Linked DNA regions of Mus musculus: region 1 is linked to region 2. A link is a loop called in an ENCODE intact Hi-C map of the cell type or tissue named here. Cell type or tissue: heart. All regions are shown on one strand. Region 1 overlaps Plcb4 (phospholipase C, beta 4). Region 2 overlaps Plcb4 (phospholipase C, beta 4).

The links. A loop is a pair of places that touch in the nucleus more often than their neighbours do. Peaks named below come from ENCODE experiments on the same cell type or tissue, not always from the same donor. Only the 100,000 strongest peaks of a DNase experiment are listed, where the experiment ranks them.
Region 1: a loop joins it to region 2, with 2.2 times the contacts of the local background. A loop is called at or near these places in 4 of 42 quality-filtered maps.

The regions. Positions count from the first base shown.
Region 1 is chr2:135,730,169-135,738,168 of GRCm38, reverse strand. All of the region lies in intron 1 of Plcb4 (phospholipase C, beta 4), which reads right to left. Among named protein-coding and RNA genes, the nearest start is that of Plcb4, 75 kb to the right of the region's middle. In heart, a CTCF peak has its summit at 3,862 (motif pointing left); DNase peaks (open chromatin) are centred at 428 and 6,438; H3K27ac peaks cover 2,464 bases.
Region 2 is chr2:135,660,209-135,668,208 of GRCm38, reverse strand. All of the region lies in intron 1 of Plcb4 (phospholipase C, beta 4), which reads right to left. Among named protein-coding and RNA genes, the nearest start is that of Plcb4, 4.7 kb to the right of the region's middle. In heart, a CTCF peak has its summit at 4,258 (motif pointing left); no DNase peak of the experiment used is centred here; H3K4me3 peaks cover 358 bases; H3K27ac peaks cover 28 bases.

The sequences.
Region 1 (8,000 bases), 70 kb before region 2:
CCAAACATCCTCACACAGGCTCAGAAACTATCTGCAGCTGGAAAAATCACCCCTGCCAGAGCACGAGGCAAACCTAGCTGCTGTGGACAATCTGAAGCAGCCCCATATCCCACAGTTGGGATTAAAGTGAAAATATATTCTTATACCGTTTCTGTGGTTTTAAAAGAAACTAAAATTCAAAAATTCTCACTACACTTAATTCTGCCAGGAAACGGCAAAGAGGTTGATGAGTGACCAGAAATCCACAAGTTCGGTTTGAAGAACAACAGAGAGGATGGACTTGTCATCCAGCTGCTCCTCTCTTAAGTGGCTTCTGCTTTTGCGCTTGACAAGGGTCCTCCTGAGCATCTCGTGCTTTTCAGTGATCCGACCACTCCACGTGGAGGGAGCAGCCCAGACAAGACCGGAGACGTTCTAGCTGAGCTCATCCCTGAAGCCAACTGCTCATGTTCAATGAGTCATCTCAAACACTCCAACCACAAAAAGAGCAACTGCTCCAGTCTCTCCCGGAGCCGTGTTGCCTGGCTGAGACCAGTCAACCCACAGACACATGAAATGCTGGCTGTTGTTTCCAGCCAGTAAGTTTTGGTGTGGTCAGGTACAAAGCAAGAGAAGGTGACAGCAGGGAAAGCCCAGAGCAAAGACTGAGAAAAGGAAGGACGGAGACACAGACGAGTCCCTGCAGGGCACAGAGCCTGAGTGCAATTCTAGAACTTGGCACTTAAGATCCAGGAGATCTGATCAAGTTATGGGGCAAATCAGGGTCCTTAGGATCATTAATAAAATAAGAATGGACCATCATACTAGAGTTAAACCTCGGGGCAGCAAAGCTCAGGAGGTGCCTGGAAGGGAAAAATGGAGAAGAAAAAGAGAGAAGGAGGCCATGCTGTCTGAGCTATGCCAGTGTGAAGGTCAAACACATGGCAGATAAGCTACGAGCAGGCATAGGGGACTCAGAAACGGAGAACAGATGGATACTCAAGGTACCAGTGAAAGTATATTCAGTCCATCAGAAAGAAGAAGAGAAGAACGAGAAAAACCTGGTGTTCTTCCTAAGGCCCCCAGATTGATTTAAGCACCCAGATCAGCTGGTACAATAGCTGCTGTTCTAGAGGATCCAACATCGTTATCTTGCCCTCATGGATGTATGCACTTACAGAAACACACACACACATTCACGAACACAGGCATGCAAGGCATGCATACACACGCATTCAGACAGATACACATGAATATATACATTAAATAAAATAAAAACAAATGTTACACGTAATGATGACACTATATTTGGAGCATCACTATAAGATGACACAATATGTTTCCCACTAAATATCCAATGATTTTTTAAAACACTGTCTTCAGTTTGCTTACATATCTCTAATATTTTTAGAGTATGTACAATCCATATTATTCTAAATGATGGTAAGTGTTAAGGGTTAAATTACTATTTTATCTTTGGCCTCAAGTCCAGGCATTCCTCCAAAGGCTATGGGCTAAATCATGTGTTTGACTCCATCTCAAAACCACCAGGCAATCCAACAGCCCCCATCCTCTCCTTCATCCTCCTGCCCTCTCTGTTGTCCTTCAAACCGAACTTGTGGATTTCTGGTCACTCATCAACCTCTTTGCCGTTTCCTGGCAGAATTAAGTGTAGTAAGAATTTTTGAATTTTAGTTTCTTTTAAAACCACAGAAACGGTATAAGAATATATTTTCACTTTAATCCCAACTGTGGGATATGGGGCTGCTTCAGATTGTCCACAGCAGCTAGGTTTGCCTCGTGCTCTGGCAGGGGTGATTTTTCCAGCTGCAGATAGTTTCTGTGCCTGTGTGAGGATGTTTGGAATTCTGGGGTCTTTTTAGAGGGTGTATGAATGCTAGGGCCACAAGAGTGGGGTGGGTTGTTGTTATTCGCTATGGGTCATGGATAAGTAGGCATGCACAAAGGAAAACCAAGAAGAAATCGGATATCTAAATGGTGAAAGTCAAACTTACTCCAAGGAACTTGATGCCCCTAATCAACAGGAGGTATTCTAAGGGATAAAACCGTCCCCTTTCCAACCCCGACTTTATTCAGGAATCTCTTTCCTTTCCTCTCTGCCCTGTTCTCTCTCTTATCTAGTGATAGGGGATTGAAAGAGTAGGAGACAAAAAGATAGAGAAGGGTGGAAGATAAAACAACCCCAAAACTAGCCAAAGTCAGCTACACTTAAGTATACCCTCACTTAGATACACCTAGAGCCCAGTATATGTTAATAATACTTTACAATTCGTATAATTACTTGTTTAGACTCCTATTTTTCCAACATATTGTGATTTCCTTGAAAGTACACATCAAGTGCTATTCATTACTGAGTCCACAGTGATCAGCAAAGTGCCTGCATCACAAGGGTCCCTGCAGAAGGAGCATTTCTATTGCTGGAGAGCCTTTTCTAGGTGCTTGAAGTGTCTTTCGCAGCGTTTAAAAACTCTCAGAGAGGGGATTATAACTCACTAGATGGATGGGAAACTTCAAGAGCTAAAGAGAAAAATACATACTTATCTAAAATTAGAATATACAAGATAAATCTGAAATTTCTAGATGGACAGATCCATTGAACCCTTCTGTTTCCCTGCATTGAATATTTTCCAGCTTATATGGTTAAGTACATTATAATTAGCTGTATGGGTAGTCATCATAAGACACAATTTCTAATTTTCAATCTGCTGCTCATACAGAGTTTCCCATAGAGCAGAAAAGAAAGCACTCCAATTACAACTTAAAGTCATTTGTTCGAAACATATTTGGGGATGTGTACCCCTTCTTGTGGTACAACATCCTAAATGCTGAGTATCCTTGGAGCTCAAGGACAACTTATCATTATCTTCATAATGTCTCTGGCTGTTCCATTCCACCCAAGTGTTCAGGAAGCAAAAGATACCAAGATGGTGCCGCCGTAAGGGTCTCAGCAGGAAGCAGATGGCAACTTGAATACACAACTAAGGCGAGCTTATATGGGGTGATTTACCAGGCATGACAGAGCTTAGGAAGCCAACCAGGGAGTGTGGCATAGCTTGGGGCTGAAGGAGAAGAGAAAGAGGTATAGGAACCCACAGAGCACAGCTGTATCCAAAACCACATGACAGATTCTGTAGCTTCCAGGAGATGTACTGTCATCTGTCAGTATGACTGAGAGAAATCTAACGGAGCAAGCCCCCTAACCTAGCAACCCTCCCTCATTAATCCCCTCTTGGAGCTGCCAGCACTCTGTGGATGTAACGGTTAGCACCCGCCTAAGGAACTGGAGAGAAGCTCTGGAGGCTCAGGGGAGTAACATCCTCTACTGGAAGTCGCACACTTCCTTCCTGCTCCATCTCTTCTTCCCTTGGACGAGCACTGGGCATCTACGTAAATAAATCCAGTCCAGGTGCTTAGCATATGGGAGCAGTAGATGTCTGGCAGCTTAGCTCTTATTCTTTCCCTAAGTGTGCTTGCAGAAGCTGCTAGTGACCCACCCAGGTCCCTGTAGCTCCCCAGTGACTCAGGTTCTCTATGTGGAAGAGGTGTTATTCTAGGAGTCTGCATTCTCCTGTTGGTGTACCTTTCAGATACAAATACCAATAGAAAAGCTGTCAGAAGTCCTTACACCACAGAAGTTGGTAAAAAGTCTGGCTCCCACTGCCTCGTCTAACAGCTGAGAAACACTGCGCTGTTTCTCAAGACTCCCCCCCGCACCCCCACCCCCCCCCCCGACCCCAGCACAAAGGAGGCCATTTGCCCATCTTGGGATCAACTAATTAGCCCTTTTATGGTTGCCTTTCCTTTCTTTTCCAATTGCTTCTGACCCCTAGTGGCAGACACAGGACCCTCCTGAGTACTATTTATACTCCCAAGTTAAGCTCAAACCAGTTTTAGAAGACACCAACCTAAGATACTAACCATGGTGTTTACTCTGAAGTAGAGAAAAGCGTGTGCAATTTAGAACCAGAAAGTCGGGCTTTTGAACAGCTGCTTGGCTTTGGCCTCGCTCTGATGGACAGCAGAGATGCCAAGCCAGGGCTCAGCGCTCTCAATTGTCCTGTGCAGGCCGATAATAAGACAGTCTCTGAGCTCCTGCCCAGCTTCCAAGTTTACTAAAATGTATTAGAGAAACAGAAATGCTGGGGCTCAAATACAAACTCCATGTCACGAAACTCCATTTTCTGAAGTAATCTCTAAAACATGAGTAATTCCAGGCTGGGGGTGGAGGGGGTGGGGGTGGGGTGGGGAGACTGACTTTTAGATCACACTAAAATAAAGACTAGAAATTAAAATTTTGCCTGTCTGCGAAATGGCAAAATATGAGGTTTTCAACCAAATTTCCTAGACTTGACAACATAAAAATATTTTCACTTATCCCATAAACATCTCTTGAGAACCCCTTTGTTGTTTTCTGGCTATAGATAAATCAGGGTCTAACCTGTACCAAACAAGTACTCTGTCAGGAAGTACAACACGAGCCATGTTGTCAATTTTTAATCCACTTTAGTTCATGTTTGGTTTTGGTAAAGTTTTCTGGTATTTGGAAGACTCCAGCCCAGATCCTCGTTCTATGGATGTACAATACAACAGTAGCCTTAGCCCTGATATTTTGATATGTGCTCACATGGCGAAGAAATGGGAGGTTGAGGCTTATCTGCAACATTCACACAGTATCTTCCTACTCTAGTATTTCTTCTTTAAATGAAACGGAATGGAGTGACCTCAAATTCTATAACTTTCAATGTGTACATTCTGGACTTGGGAGTTACTGCGCTTTACCCAGCGCATTGTTCTGTAGCAATGCCTACCTACTCTATCTATGACAAGGTTGCTGGATCCTAAGCATCCCGAAATGATTCTTAAGGAGGAGGTTTAGATGCTAGAGGAACAGCAGCACACAATGACACATTTCATTTTCAGCTCTGGCAGTTAAAACAATAGCAGGGAGCGATCACAAGGGAGATTGGTGGTGCAAGCCTCCCAGTACTGTTTGGAAGCGTACACAGGTGAACAGAAAGCTCGTGGGAATGCTGGAGATGATGCTGGGGGGAGGGGGTAGGCAAAATGACTATAAAGGACCCCAAAGTCCCTTCACTTGTCACCTTAGCCAGCTCACTTATAACAAAGGTGCCATGCATAGTTACAAAGGAAATCAGAAAATAACAAAGAGCTTTCTGGAAGTTCTTCGGGGGCTACGGGGCTCTTCCTCCTGGCCCTGGTAAGCAAGAGGCTGGAGAGTTGGAAAACAGACAAGGCAGCAATGGAAAGCAAGGAGAAGTTCTAAATTGGTACGTTATAGGCACACTATCTGAAAAATGGTTTCCTCCCAGCTTCCTCCAATATGAAGGATTGTCAGCTGTTTCTCTGTGATAGCTGAAGAGGGGTGGGGCTGGGGGGTGGGGAACGAGGTCATACAAGGTCATTTGCCAAAAAGTTATATATTAAATATCACAATGATAAATTTGAACAAAGTACAAGTGCTAATTTTATGTACATAAAAATCATAAAATTGCTAAAAAGTATTAAATTACCAAGACAGGAAATACTGAATCACACTGGAAATGTTAACATGAGTAACTTTGATCTACCTAGATACTGATATTAGTGATTCTCAAAGTTAGGTACATAACAGGATTACCTGGGAAAGCTGAAAGCTCCAAGTCCCAGGATATACCCACCCAAGACATAATGCCTTTTTAATTGATCAATAGCCACAACATTATCTGAGGAGCTACTCCTGTGACATGCTGAGAACTAACCTGCATTGTGATAAATTAATGTTAATGAGGCTTAGGACAAAAGACAGTGCCTTGACCCCCTTGGCTCTTCCCCTTTAGCACAAAGCTCTGTCTCCTCATCTCTCCTTTATCTGAAACTGCTTCTTCAACTCACCCTGAAATTGATACTGATACCTACAAGGGAGATAAATAAGACTGATGAAGAGACACTATCATGTGCAGACCGCTGAAACCATCTACACCAGTAGAGAATGGTGTCTTTACAGGAATGGTGAATCCATTGGAAAGGAAGCTGCCTGACAGAGTGGTTACACACTGCCATCAACATGCTCAGCTCTGGCCCCTTTCAAGTGTGGTACTATTCAAACATTCATTCATCCACTCACTGAATGGTTTACTAGCCACGTATCTTGGTCCTATATCACTCTGAACTTACAAGTTTGTAGGAACAACAGAATTTAAATAACTGCAAGTCAGAAGTAGGGAAGTTAGTGCCGTGCAGAGTGATAAATCCATCACATGGAGCCATTACCTGTAGTGAAAGGGGAGGCACCCTAGAGTGCAGCTACAACAGAAGCAAAGGCCTGTGAGAGCAAAAAAAAACAGGACACCAGGAAGCTGTAATCAGGAAGAGAGAAGGGCGGCCAGAGGTCATGGCTAAGAGACCATCCAGGGCAGCAGCAGGAAGGAGTGTGGGCCTTCCCCTTGGGCGGAGCTTCACAAAGCCACTGACAGCTTAGATGATCCGTCCTACCAGACTCGCCTAAGCATGTGTTCACCAGTATACTGTGCCTATTCCCGGGCAAAAGCAGCAACTTGTTTCATTTTGGGTTTGTCTACCTATCTCACAGGCAGTACAGTATGCCACTGTAGTGTCCTCATATTGCCAAAAAGGTCCTCGGATATCACAAGGGTTCCCACTGGAGAGCCACTCCCTGAGAGGCCTACTTGGCCATCTCCCTGGTGAGGGACACCTACACCAGCATGAGTTAGGCCCTGGATGAACTCCCAAGTCAATGGGCTGTGTTTAAAACAATGGAAGTTTGGACGTTCCATGTGGCTCAACGAATACTCAGAAAGACTCCAGAAGCCTCTGAACGACCAGAAGAGCCTATGGTGAAAGCAGCACAGGAAGTGTCTAGACCTATGCAGACTTAGTGAGTCCAGGGTGGCCTAGAGAGAGCGCAGTGTGGCTCTGGAAATATGGCTCAAAATGCTAAGGGCAGAAGGCCTGGGCTGGGCCACCGAAAACTGCCTCAGGGTCTCACACCAATACAGGTTAATTTAACTTTTTAAATAATATACTATGACTCATGTGTCCTGCCATCCACATTTTGTAAGACAACAGACACACAGCTGGATATAGAGTTACAGGCCCTTAAAGCTGCAACCAGCTCACCCCCTTGTTAAATTCACTTACAATTGGAAGACAACCCAGCACTCTCACTTTCGCCATTGAATATGAGCCCCTCTCACTGTAGGCAAGGGTCCTGTTGTCAGTTTGTTGGGGTCAACTCTTCACAATTCTGTACGTTTGTGTTTGTTTTTGATTTCAATGTATAGAATGGCCAAGAGGACTAGAGTTCAGCTTCCTCCCCGGGTCTGTAACGTGCAGGGAGTCTGCAGCATGCCTTAAGGAGAAAGCACATGGGTAAAATACTCCAGGGAGAAGCAATTCCATGACTGCACAGATAGATGTCACACTCTTTCTCATGGTCAACGACACTGGACAAATTATAAAGGGATTTTAGCATTTTTAAAAAATTCATTTGGGAACCTATTAGTATTTGGGGCTTGTGATATCATTTGGTAACCATATAAATAGCAAAGAGAAAAAAATCAAGTTGTGATTTTTTTTAAATCTCCTAGTTAAGGGCAAACTGCCTGAGGGTAGAGGTCGCTTTCTCCAGTCATGAATACAGTCACGGAAGCACACTCTGGGAGGGACAAATATGTGCATGGGTGTTTTCAGTACGTATGTGAAGAGAAGAGCATTATCCAGCCATGACTATAAATCAACAGCCAGGTCTGTACTCTGGATCATCTGTAACATATGTGTTCATAGAAATCTCAGTTATTTTTACCTCATGCTAGAACTGTTGCGCATACTTGAACATTGCAAAAACAAACAAACAAACAAAAAAAACGTAATGCCATTTCATTTGTTACTGATAAGTATCTGTTATCACAGCTCAAATTTATCTAGTATTTTAATAACCATATTGCAATATAATGGCTTCCTTTGTAGATCTGGTTTCTTAA
Region 2 (8,000 bases):
CATTTATATGCATAACCTGAGGTTCTCTGAGACAGAAATTCTATCGAGGACCTTTTTTAAAAAGGCAATTTGACAGTGTTTTCTCTGAATTTTAAAGGTGATTAAGCCATTTTGACCAAGCAATTCTATTTCTTGGATTTTAGTAATAAAAAAATTTTTCACACAAACTCATGAAGAATAATGAAAAGAAATCTGCTATATTTCACTGTACGGTCATGAGAAACCCGTTAAAGCCCGCTGTTAAAGCCCAACAAGATTCTATGTCTTACCAGACAGTATACAGTGTTACAAAGCTAAGATAACCAGTATCCAGACAATAAATAAATTATCATAAGATACAGTTATGAAGACAAAGCAAGTCTAAGAAAAGTGAATGTAGTGTGATGCAGTTTATATAATAAAAATGCATCTGCATGTACAGTATGATTCAATTTATATAACAAGAGAACCACGTATATGTATTTGTGTATGTAAATGAATGGACAAAAGGAGGAGGGAGACACTTGCAACTGTTGCCAATGGTTATATCTGGGGAGGGTGTAGGTGGGAAAGAGTACTTTACATATTGCTTCTGTATTTCTGCATTGTCACTTCAACTGGAACATATTAGTAGCTCACTTACATCATTTTAGAAGCCAGCGAAAATAAAAATTTAAATTCCAGAGAGGGCTTTGGCTATGTAATCAATAACCAAACATCAGTAGATACAGGAGAACCCCATCTCAAAGGGCTACATTTCCATTTGACCCAAAGTGATCTCCCATTGAAGACTGGGAGGAAAAAATTAGGGTGGGTTCGCCTTGAAATACTTGCCTGCAGAAACAGATCTAACTTCTCAGTGTTCAGGATAAACACTGCAACTGTCAAGACAGGGAGAGATATCCCATGATTTGCAGAATTCAGCCAGTGACAGAGGCAAGAGAGCCTCTCTGACCCTGTAATAAAGGAAGTCACTCGTTTTTCTATGGTAAACTGATCACAGTTCAAAGCTCTGTCAAGTAGTGAGCTTGAAAACCATGTCCCTCCTCTCCCAACTCTGAATATTTGCTGGTACCTTAGAAAATGGGGTGAGGCTGGGCAGTGGTGGCGCACGCCTTTTATCCCAGCACTTGGGAGGCAGAGGCAGGCAGATTTCTGAGTTCGAGGCCAGCCTGGTCTACAGAGTGAGTTCCAGGACAGCCAGGGCTACACAGAGAAACCCTGTCTAGAAAAAACAAAAAACAAAAAACAAAAAAAAGAAAATGGGGTGAGGAAAAAAAAGCCAGATATTCAGAACTCTGTGCTCATTTAAAATAAAGGAGACTATATCACGAATTTTAAAACCTCCCCTTTTAAAAGACAATTATAAAGTCTGAAAAAGGAAATAAAACTAATGGCATTTTCTAGGGCACAGTGCATCTGAGAACTTACACTTGACAAAAGGACCGACGTGGGAACTCTCAGGCTGAATTCCTGCCACAAATGTGTCCAGTTTGGCAATAACATGGATTGTGTGCATGCAAGTGGAGGCCAGAGGTCAACTTCCCGTGTCATTCCTCAGTTGCAACATCCTTGAGCTTTGGTTTTTTTTGAGACAGGGTCTCTCACTAGCCTGGGGATGACTGACTGCTCCATGCTGGCTGTCTAGCAAGCCCCAGGATCTGCCTGTCTCTACCTCCCTGGCTCGGGAATTCTCTGGAGTAACCCCAGTATTCCCAGCTTTGTTACATAGCCCTTGGGCTCTGTCTCAGGTCTTCATTTCTATGTGGAAAACGTTGTACCAGCTGGGCAGTCTCCTCAGCCCAACTTCCCAGCACTTCCTAGTTTACTTAACTTACCTATTTTATGTGTATGAGTTTCTGTCTACATGCATAGCTGTGTACTATGTATGTACCTGGTCCTCACAGGGACCAGAGACAGCATCATCCCCTGAGACTGAACTTACAGATGGTCCTAAGTCACCAGGACTTAGGACCTGGTCCTGGTCCTTAAGCTCCTAGGACCTTAGAACCTGGGTCCTCTGAGAAAACACAAAACCAGCCAGTACCCTGAACCAGCTCTCCAACGCCAGCCAAGCACTTTCAAATGAGGGACTTTCACGTTCCAGATACTCAGATTCCTCGCTTCACCATAAAATGTGCATGCAGTGGCAGACTCCTCTGGCAGCTCCTCCTGGAAAGGGACACACACAGGCCACCATGCCTAAGGTCCCTGACACCTGTTCAACAGCACCTGTGTATGTGGTTTACCTGGCTCCTCAACCAGAGGTCACAGCAATCTCACTGAAGCCATTGAACTCTGCCAGCTGGCCTTACTTTTCCTTTTGACCTTAATGTTTTTATTGATTATTTGGCAATTTCACATAATACACTTACTTCTCGGTCCTTCCAGGCCCTCGCCCTTATGATCTCTCCGAAAGCCAAAGAAAAGATGATACCAGATTTTCACTCTTAGTCCTCGGCCCATGTTATCGTCAATTAATCCCCTGCTTCACCCTTCCAGACCATGCAACTGTATCAACAAACACCCCTAGACCGAGACTAGGAAACGGCTTCATCCTCAACTTGCTGTTCCGATTCCATCTTCACAGCAGTTGCCAGATCTGTTACATCTTAGCCGTGCCACTTAAAATAACTGCCTCGCCATGTTTTGTGGGGAGAGAGAGAGAGAGAGAGAGAGAGAGAGAGAGAGAGAGAGAGAGAGAGAGAGAGACTTCTGCAGCATGCACTATACCAACTACAGGTAACATGACTACAGGTAACATGGAACCGTGATTTAAAAGTTGGAGTTCTGGGCTAACATGGTGCTTCCCTATAATCCCAGCCTTTGAGAACCTAAAACAGGAGGATGTGAAGTTTGGAGCCAGCATGTGCTACACAGCTAGACCGAAAAACTAAACAAACAAAAAAAAAGGTTACAGTGTCAATCTACTTAGATTTCAATCCCAACTCTAAACCCATCACATGATTAGCCTCCCAAATATAAGTTCTCCAACAATGTAAACCTAAGAGACTGTTACAACTCCATAGCCCACCCACCCCACCTCTGCAAAAAAAAAAAAAAAAGTGTCTAGAAAGATGAAATGAAGTGGAGTGGCATGTTTCAAGTTCTGGACAAATATCTGGATTGGGGGTTTTGGTTTGGTTTGGTTTCCCCTTTACTAAGGTTGTTATTGAGACTATGAGAGAAGAGTTGAATGCTCCCACTAATGCCCATGGGAGCAAAGGAGGCACCATGTGCCCCTAAACATCAGTGGTCCCCAAACACTTCTCATGCATGTTTCCATCCTCCTAAAGCTAAATTGCTTAATATGGTCTCTTTTTAAGCCGTTCTGGAGGACACAGAGGCCCTGGGGATGGCATCTGGCTCCTGCATTACAGTTCAAAATCCCACACTCATGGAATTTTAAGGCTACTAGAGCTGAGCAATGTTGTATTCCTCTACCCAAATGCAGTCACAGGATGAGATGAGTCCAGAGGAAGATCCGCCATCAGGAGGTAGCCTGTGGGGGTCACTGGAACATTCCCTGACTGCCAGATGGAACTCCGAGTATGTCTTACATGTTTTAAATGAGCTGCTTCTACATGGCTCCAACAAACAAACCAATGCCCTCTACCCTGATGGAGCAAAGTGAGATTGTGGGTAGTGATCCTGGTAGTATCAGTAGGAGAAGGGGCAGAGTGGTTGTCACAGCAACAGAAATGCTGTTCCCAGCACCAATCACCATCATCCAGCACCATCCTTAACCAAGGGCTTGGGGAGGAGGGTATTAATGAGAGAGTCAACCAAGGCTCTGAGTGGATGCCTGGGACTACAGGGCCAACAGAGGACACTGTCAGGATAGAAACTCAGGGATGGCTGATTCCAGCACTTTAAGCTCTCAATGTCTACTCCTGAAGGAAAACCCAAAGCACGAGTCCCTACCTATCCACCCACCAACTCTGAGAGTGACCATGTCTCAGGCCAATGTTCTTCACATTGTAGGGGTTGGGTTCCAGTTTTGCAGTCTGGTAAACACTCTAGACTCTTCTAAGTATATTTCAAATGTGTGAAATTAAATAATACTTATAAGTACCACAGAAATGAATCATATTTATCAAAATAACAAGTTTTAAAATGAACTCACACTGAGCTGGAGAGGTGGTGCAGCAGAGAAGAGCACTTGTTGTTCTTCCAAAAGGGCCAGGATTGGGTTCCCAGTACCCACGTGGTGGCTAACAACCTTCTGTCACTCCAGCTCTAGAGAAAACAATGCCCTCTTCTGGCCTCTTAGGACACTGCACATACATGATACTAAGACATACATGCAGGCAAAATACCCATACACATAAAATTAAAGCAAATAAATCTAAAAAAAATAACAAACAAAACAAAGTGAATTCATTTGAAATGCACATCTTTTCAACCCACTGAACAGCAAAGGCTAACAATGAATGGTTCTAGTTCACGCTGGAATTGTCACTTGGATATGGATAAAAATTAAGGACCTACCAACAATATTCGTGGACTATGTTCAGACCTCGGTGATATGGATCTACTGAGGTGAAGGCCTCTGATCTAGGTGGGAAAAAGAGCTGTCTAACATGAATGAGTGTTCTGTGTTCTCTCTGGATCGGCCACTTGAGTTGAATCTGAGTTACCCGTTCTTCCTGCCTCTATGGAAATGGCTACTTTAGTTCATTCATGCCAAATAATATCCTTTAATTGTTTAGGAGGAAAAGAAGGCTTTACAAGGGTGCTGGGTACTAAACTAATGATTTGCCTCTCGGTAGCTAGAGTTGGACTTCCCCAAGAGATCATGTGAGAACCGTGAGGGAGACTCCCAGAAAAGGGGAAAAGAGACTGTTCTGTGCTCACACGGTGTATCATATTCTCACTGCAGGTTTTATGGATAGTAGTTGTGAGAGGTCTTCAGAGGAAACTCCTCTTCTGACCTACCATCCTGTCCACCTGTTTTGCTTCCATAAAGTAAAGGAGAGAAAGGGTCCAGTTCATACCAGGAATTTTTTTTTCTAAAACTGGCCATTCATTCTACTGAACAAAATGATGTCCTGGCTAAGATTTGAAAGGGAGGGCATTCCTCCCTCCCACTAGGAACTCTGGTTACATCTTCCCCAGAATGACAACATCCAAAGGGAGGAGAACCCAGCCAGGCTCTCAGAAAGTGAGGTTCCCACTCACGTGAAATGGGTTTCGCAAATAAAGATCACTCAGGGACAACTTTTTGAAAGCAGGCTGAACTATATGGACAACGCAGGATTCTCAGCCATCTACTCGCTACTGTATTAGTAGTCCACCTCCAGTCTCCCCACACCGCAGGCAACCCACTCTTTGTTGGCTGTAAAGAACTAGAGGCATGAACACTCAAGGTAGAACTGGAAAACAATATTACAGCTTGAAGAAGCAGTTCTTCTTTAAAGGGTGGGGCTTTATCAAAGAAAAAACTATTACACAGAAAAATAAATACGAAGGGATAGAAGCAAGGTTGTTCTATGCCTTGGGTCTGACGGACCTGGACATGGGAAACAGTGACATGGACTGCCCTGAGAGTTAAACAGTATCCTTGCAAACAAGGCTAACATTTGAACTTGAGCAGTAAAACCAGGTGCCTGTCAGCCTAGGGGATGTCCTTATTTCTCACAAGGTGATTACATCTCCTCCACAGACTCCTTCACTTAGGAAGTGAAAAGTAACTGTTTACAAACTGCAGTCTGGCTGTGCACTACCAACAGTGATCAGCAAATATCCTCAGGATTCTTGACCTCATTCTAAGTATCAGAAGCAGCGCATCTTGCTTTTATGGAACTCACCAAGATCTGGTTTTCAAAGCATGTGTCATCCCTGATAGTAAGCAAGCAGTGGAACTGGTCACAAATGACACGAAACGAGTCCTAGTGTGCCTCACAATTTTCATTATCAAGTAATATTTCCCCAAAGTAGCTGAGTTCACTAACAAGGCATTTGTTGAAAGTGTGAAAATTACAAAAACTATTCCTTTCTATAGCACTATTACCTAACTGCTCTGGTCCAAATATATGTAATTTGTTTGCAACTGAAGACTTTAAAATTTAAAAAAAAAAAAGTGGCAGCTAATTATTAACTTTATAAAAATCCACCAATTCATCAATTCTGGCATTTGGGTTTTGCCTGCTGCACCTAAAAAACTGGGGGTGACAAACAAGACACTGTTCCCAGAAGCTTATATCCCAGCCTGTCACAACATAACATGCCACTGTGATGGGTTCACATACAACATCACAATCGTGTATAAACCCGATTTCATATGAAGGGCAGGTAGGCAGGAACGCAAGGCAATCATTTAGTCATTCAATTCCCAGTGAACCAAAATCGAAAACAAATTAGTAGTAGCCTAAGAAAATAGCACGTTCACTAGGGCTGCCAATGATGTACCATGTTGTACAAAATCAGCAGTATAAATTGATTTACAAGCAGCTAGATTCTTGGAAAGAGGATAAACAAATATATTAGCAGCACCAGCACCCATTGGTCTCTATTGGGGATGGGATGAAAGGTTTCAAGGGTGATACAAACCTTTAAACTCCACTTCTTAAAAAGCTCTTTTGAAAGCTTTAAGGGTTTTTCCTTTCTTTTTTTTTTTTAATTCCCATATTTCCCTATCAGCTATGAAAGTAAGCACGAAGCCTGGATTCCGAGGCATGTAAGTTTTAACATCATTCACATTTTAAAAGATACAAATATAAAGCTCGGAAAAGAGAATATTTCAGCACAAAGCCCTCCTGCGTGGGTGTGCATTTGTAAAGTAAAAGTAGAATTATTCCAACAGATGTAAATGTGCTCTCTGTGATCAAATGGAGTCTTTTGAAATTCTGTTTTGACAGTTACTTGTAAAACAGCATTTCCACAGCGATTAATTCAGAGCTGGTAGTGATATCATCAAAGCTAAATCAAAACTAAGTTCTGATGGCTGAGTAATAAAAGCGGGGAGGGGGCAGGGGAGCAGAGCACACTTGGGAGGCCAACACTCAGCCCTCTGCAGCACACTGTTACATGTGAAGATGCACTCCTTCTGTCAAACCAGTTTCACCAACATAAAAACGCTCAGAAAGTGAAATTCCATTTTAAAAGTAATTTTTTCTTACACGAGGTTCTCCCCAAGACACCAGTCATGTATTAAATGTCTACAGTGTAAAAAAAAAAAATAGATGATATAATAGATCAATACACCAGTTGAAAACTATGCAAGACTGTTCTGTGGGGGAAAAATTCGAGATTACATAACACAGTCAGTCAGGGATTACACCACAAAATCCTAGTGAGAGGAATTTCTCATCCTCTGTATCACTCTGCAACTTAGGATATTAAAGTTTGAAGGGTTCAAAATATTCGGTTCTCAGTTCAAACACATCTTTAAAAACATCAGTCTTAAAAATACTAAAAGGATTAAGTTGAAATTTTACACACACACACACACACACACACACATCTTCCTACCCTAAAGAGTAGTTCTTCACTTTCTGAGATCCTGGGAGTCCACCCAGGTAAAAAGTCACTGGTTGCTCTTCCTGGTCATCTTTATTTTATGGTCTGATTTTTCCTTAAAAGAGAAATTCAATTTTTTTCAAAGCATTATACACCTGCCTGTGCATGGACTTTACTGCTAGCCATGTTTATTCAACACATTATCTCCACCAATGGATAATTTAAATTTATGGACCACTATGCATCCCACTTCTACTTCAAAAGATGGCGACTGTCCATGAATGTTTTGCCCCAAATTAAATCTCAAGCCCCTTGCTTTAGAGAAATAGGAAGAAGCACTATAGAAGTTTAGGGTTATTTTTTTAAAGTCATATCTCAAATGCATGCATATTTGTGGAATATAAGACATTTGCCTTTCTAGAAATGCTGGCTTTATAACTCTAGAGTTGTTCAATTGGAAAATTCTGTGTTTTCACACTTAGATTCAGTAGTTTACTGAGTCTAAACTCAAAAATTGTACAATATAGACAATTTCTAATTGACTAAGAAAAAACAACTTT